2 separate regions of the Mus musculus genome follow, and region 1 is linked to region 2. Evidence: chromatin loops called from intact Hi-C (ENCODE). Cell type or tissue: left cerebral cortex. All regions are shown on one strand. Links, peaks and the distances in the headings refer to the core of each region. The heading gives the core; the rest is flanking DNA. Region 1 has its middle 34 kb from the start of Kcnj2. Region 2 has its middle 220 kb from the start of Kcnj2.

The links. Hi-C counts contacts between places; a loop is a spot of excess contacts. Peaks named below come from ENCODE experiments on the same cell type or tissue, not always from the same donor. Only the 100,000 strongest peaks of a DNase experiment are listed, where the experiment ranks them.
Region 1: it touches region 2 in a loop (3-fold over the local background); 2 of 42 quality-filtered maps call a loop at or near these places.

What each region holds. Positions count from the first base shown.
Region 1 is chr11:111,098,745-111,101,673 of GRCm38, forward strand. No RefSeq gene overlaps it. Among named protein-coding and RNA genes, the nearest start is that of Kcnj2, 34 kb to the left of the region's middle. In left cerebral cortex, for the core only: no CTCF peak of the experiment used is centred there; DNase peaks (open chromatin) are centred at 1,600 and 2,089; H3K27ac peaks cover 236 bases.
Region 2 is chr11:111,280,130-111,283,058 of GRCm38, forward strand. No RefSeq gene overlaps it. Among named protein-coding and RNA genes, the nearest start is that of Kcnj2, 220 kb to the left of the region's middle. In left cerebral cortex, for the core only: no CTCF peak of the experiment used is centred there; DNase peaks (open chromatin) are centred at 1,357 and 1,809; H3K27ac peaks cover 1,205 bases.

The sequences.
Region 1 (2,929 bases), core at 91-2,590, 180 kb before region 2:
AAATAAACCCTAGTTAGTTAACATTTACGTTGTGTCTATCTAAAATATTTTAGAATCACTTTTTAAAAATCATGTTTAAAAGAGCAGGATTAAATAATGTTAACTTGTTGTCATCAGACAAAGAAAGTATGCCTTTATAGCTGCCCAAACATGCAATGAATAAGTACAACAAAAATAGATATGCTCATAGGGAAAGATGACAGGACCTCAACCCTCTACAAAGAACCATAGGCAACTATGCAATGCTGAGAATGGGGGAAAAAAAGTCTTGTCCAGGGAAAAGCACAGAGATCCATGTCCCAGTACCAAATGATCAGCCCTGAAAGTGTACATACAAGTAATATTATACAAAAGAATCAGGTTGTATTTAGGAATATATATGGGTATAAATACACATATGTGTCCGTAACAACAATCAATGAAAAAATTAGAAAGATAGCAAGAAGGGATATAGGGAGGGCTCCAAGGGGGAAAAGTAAAAGCAAATGTGATGTAATTATATTGTGGTGTCATTTATAGCATATATAATAAAATATAATCTCCAAAATAAAAGTTAAACAATAACTTTAATAAAACCTGTGGATAAAACTCAGTTGATAGAATGCTGATTTGTCACACAGAAGACTGTATAAAACTTGGACTAAGAGCTGGAGATAGCTCAGTAGTCAGGAACATTTATTATTGCTTTTATAGAAGATTCAGGTTCAGTTCCCAGTATCACATGGAGGCTCACAGTTAAATAACTCCAGTTCAAAGGGAATCCAATAATCTTCCTGGGAACTGTACACATGTGGCGTTCACACACACACACACACACACACACACACACACACACACACGAGTAAAACATTCACATGCATAAAATTAAAATTAAATGAATGCACAAACCAAAAATAAATTGGCCTAATGGCATATTGCTATAATCCCAGTCATCAGGAGGTGGAGGCAGGAGGGTTAGAATTTGAAAGTCACTCTCAGATAGACAGTAAGCTTGAAGCTGGCCTGGTTTATATAACTCTGTGTCTCAATCATTATCATCATAACCATCACCATCATCATTGTCTTCATCAGCATCATCAGCCTCATCCTCAGAATCGTATAAGTAAAGGCCATCTTTAACTTATAATTTGAAGGTATAGTATATATTTGGGTAATTTTTATTTTATTTTGCTTTTTACTTGTTGTTACATCAAAATCAAAAGCTGAAAGTCTTTATTTTCTTTTTCACTGCCCATGTGTGTTTTCTATTCAGTTGTTAAGGGTGAAGACATCGGAATCCTGGTCTATTTCAAGCCGTGGCTAAAGCAAACCATCTAAGTTAGGAAACTTGGGGAATGGATTCTTAGAGAGCACGTTCACAAAGGTGAAAAGAAGGGCAGAGAGACTGTAGCATCCACCAATCCAGGCTACAGGGCTGCAAAAGAGACTCTGCATTTTGCTTATCAGCCCATCAGCATGTAATTCTAACCACATTGTATGAGAGAGGACTAGTACTTATCAAGCTTTGGGGATATGTCTTTGCAGCTTTGAGTACTGCCATGATGAGAGAGTAACTCTAATACTCAATGCCAAGGAACCAAGGATGCTAAGGAGCTTGCCAATAGAAACATATTACAGCCAATTTGCATATGCATGCATTTTAAAGCAACTGCTATATGCTCACAGATTTGCATGCATATTTATCTATAAACTGCGTGAATTTAATACACACATGCACATAAAATGCTTTCTATATCGGTAGCATAAACACTTCTAATGTTATTGATAATATTAGCATAAGCACCCAGGAAGATTGATGCATTTCCTAGTGGTTGACTTCCTTAGAGATGAACCTTGCCTTGTTCCAAATACGATACATGCAAATAGACAAATCGTGTTATACACCCCCACCATCCAACCCCTATTAAGAATTTAGCATGGCACAAGATGTTTAAGAGTCATGTAACTTGCATTTAAAAATAACCAAAAGAAACAAACAAGAAAAGCTAGGGTCTAAAGGATCTCCCATGAAGAAGATGAGACGATGAGAAGGCCATCTGGGGTAGGTAGTAACGTTTATGTGAACCTCCTAGTGAAACATGTTGCTTTTTAAAGGAACACTTTCGTAGGTGGTTCTTTTTTATCCACCGTTGCTTTATACTGGAATCCTCCCCCACATTCTTTCATTTAGTTGCACTTTAAGAAAGCCAAACTCATGAAAAGATATATATTTCTCCTTGTCCTTTACTGAAGTAGAGCTGCTTCCTATTTTTGGACACTGTCTTAAGGAGATGTTGTAAAAACACTAAATTATTTTTTTGTAGTGGTGATGGTGGTGGTGGTGGTGGGGACACATTGTGTGCTTCATAACTTCAGAAAGACCCGAAGGAAACCAAATTCTGTGAAAACAGACTTTCAAGATCCTTTGGAAGGAAGGGGATATTGCTGCTTTGAAGGTGATGTGGTTCTGAGTCGTTTGGCCATGACCTTCTGGAGTCTTGGGATCCAGGAAGTTCTGGTTATTCTGGGTGAATTTTCATTAGCAGTAGCAGAGCTAGACATGATTCTTTACAGCCAAGATTTACAGCATTTGAGAATAAAGGGTCAATCCCCACTGCAAATACTTTTCTGTTGATAGAGATAAGTTGGAGAAAAGGAGGTGGAATGTGACAGGGACAAACAGCTTTTGCTTTTTGTCAGAACATCTATTTGCACGTATTGAAGTGTTTGTCTCTTTTCCAGTCTATGGTGGGGTTCCCCAAGCCACACATATCTTTAGATCCTATTAGCTTATCCAACACATGCACATACTGCTAATCTACTTCTCAAAGGGAAGTCTATGCATATCAAAATGCTAGAAATATTTCCAGAAGCATCTACTTTTAATAGAGGGCATTGCTTTTAAACGACCAATGGATGTACAGCAGTAGGATTACATCAGACACCTTAT
Region 2 (2,929 bases), core at 313-2,812:
CCCATTTTCATATAAGGACACAGTCAATTAGTAAGTGGCTTGGTTAACAGCAGAGACTTGAATAATGCTCCCTCTTCAAATGCTTCAAGTTTTCTACTATAATGTTGCTGCCCAGGACTTATCTCTGACCCTCAGGCAGTACTTGGGTTATCTGTTCCCTTCTTTCTAGCAATTATCCATATCTCCATCTCTTTTTCCCTTCCTGTTCAGGGCATTTTAACTTGATTTGTTATGAACATATTCCCAGAAAACAACCATCCAGTTACCGTTACTTAGAAATGACAAATAATAATATATATGTAATACATAATACACGGCTTTCGGAAATGCTACTTTAATAATAAATACAAAACACTGGACACAGTTGTTTTAGTTTATTTAAATATTCTGTAATTGATACTTAAGACCTTTTCGTGCTAACAATTATTTATTCTAAATAAATCTGTCTTATATAAAATTTCCTTCGTTCCTTTTGTTTAATATTGTGATTTACTGAAGTAGAACTAAACCCTATAGAAGGGAAAAACATGCAAAAATGTTTACCTACACTAAGTTTCAACAGCAAGGCATGAAAGAATCCTTTTACTAAACCTAAACATATAGGCATACATACATTATGGTCGTTCCAAAAGGTGTTTCCTGATAAATTAAAATGTACTTCAATTTTCATATCTACTATCACATAATTGTTTACAGGTTGAACTTTTGGGTCAGACACTTTTACAATTAGGCAGTTATGCTCTGAATAAATCATGAAGTATTTAGTCATGCTGTGATAATGGACTAACCACAGAAAAACCAGTGGCTTGACACACAACCATTTATTTCCCAATTATGTAAAGCTGCTCAGGGTCCAACGACTCTCTTGGGTCTTTTCTCTGCAAACAGGAGCACAGAACTGGCTGTCCCCAACTTGCAACTCTGTCACCTGGAATCTATGACTTCCAGAAGTGCTGAGTCAGGAGAAGACACAGTCCTATGCCAATTTTTTTTTCACAAGTTCGGCACATGATATGGTTCACATGTGTATGCAGATGCATGCACACAGGCCTTCTGTGTGGTGGTCAGAGGAGGATTTTAGCATTCTTCTAGGTCAGCCTTCATCTTGTTCCTTCAGGTCCCCCACAGAGCCCGAAAGCAGGAGGGCAGCCAGATAGCTGTACTGGCAATCCTATTTTGCATCCCACACAGCACTGGGATTGCAGGTCCCACAGGGACACCAAATATTTACATGAGTACTGGGGATTAGGACTCAGATCTTCAAGCACATGCAGCAAGAAGCACACTTAGCCTACTAAGCTGCCTCCTCAGCTGTGAGGATCTTTCCTTTAAAACTTGCTGTTTGCCTTCTGTTGCTCTATTTCGAATTTGCAGAGGGAGCTTTTCTGTCACAAATACCTAGGAAAAAAAACCCAAGGTGTCATTCTATTATTTGCACAAAAGTAAGAGCAAATGCTTGTCAGTCTTTAAGTGTTTTTTTTTTTTCCCCTCTAAAGAAACCTGTCTCAGATTAGACCCCAAGAGGGAGTAGGCTCTAATTAGGAGCTGCTAACTTTGGGATCCTGCAGGGGAGGGGGAAAGGGCAGCCCAAGAGCACCATTAGACCTAACTGTTTACTTGAAAACAGGCTGCTTGCGTTGAAAATCCAAAGTCCAGGTGCTTGGCTCTTCTGGTATTTCTAGAAGTTTCCTTGCTTTCGTTATGGTTAAAATTTCCCCAGAAGATCATTTGGATTCTGTCTTCTTGGAAGAAGAGCACCCACACAAATGAATTAAAATACAAGCTAAATTCAGCTTTGTTCAATTGTGCCTCCACCTTGCATCTCACCCCTTCTCCCCATCCTGCATCCCACCCACAGCCCCAGGATGAACGGAGGACAACATGACTCTATTCCTGCAGAAAGCTGCAAGGTACTGACTGGCTCTTTATTTTCTTGACATCATCAGCGACTATTCCTTATATGAGGCTTCAATTCCGACCAGAAAACTCACTGCAACTCCTTACAAGCCCTGGGTCTCTGACCTGTTCCAAATAAAGCCAGAGATTTACTACGGACATTGTTGTTGTTTGGTCCCCAGATAAGCCCCTCGGTGACACTGCTTCCAGTGTGTCCTCCAGGGAACCTGGGTGAGCATGTTTTCTCCCTCTAAGAATTCCCCCCTCCTCCAAAAAATATCCTCCATGCCTGCTTCTTAAAGTAATCAGTAATTTCAGCCTATCTACTTTGAGTTGTTATGCTGAGTTTATTTATTTATTTATTTTTGCCTAGAACTTTAAAAATTAATTTCAATTTTAACTGAACTCTGCTACTGAAATTGCTTCCCTGTGCCTTATGTAATCTTACCCTTCATTTCCATTACTTCTGCATTTTGCTTTGCTACCGAGAGGAACAAGGATAAAATATGTCTATAAAGGTCTCCCAAGCTCATCCCTGGCTTCATTTTGCTAGAGGATATTGTTTAAATGATAAAGTAAAAGTAAAATAAAAAAAATTTCAACAATTCATACGGGTTAGTACACATTTTAAACAACCAAGTAAGTGAATTAGTATCAGAGTTGCCTTCTATTAGAAGAAAGCTTAAGTGGGAAACCAGAAATCACACTAACAAACGTGTTTAAATATCTCAGTATTCCTAAATCTGCTGTCCTTGAGACATATTACAAGATTCATGGTATTAAAAACTTGTTTGATTGGAGACAGATGTGGTGGCACATGCCTGTAATTCCTATACATGCAAGACTGAGGCAGAAGGATTACTATAAACTGAAAACTAGGCTCAACTAAATATCTGGGTTACAAAATATAGGCCAGCTAGAGGGATCTTAAAAACAAACAAACAAACACACAAACAAATAAATACACAAGAGATCAGATGAGAATTAAAGTTAAATTTCAGAGATAAAGAGCAATAAGAAGTGTTAGCATTTT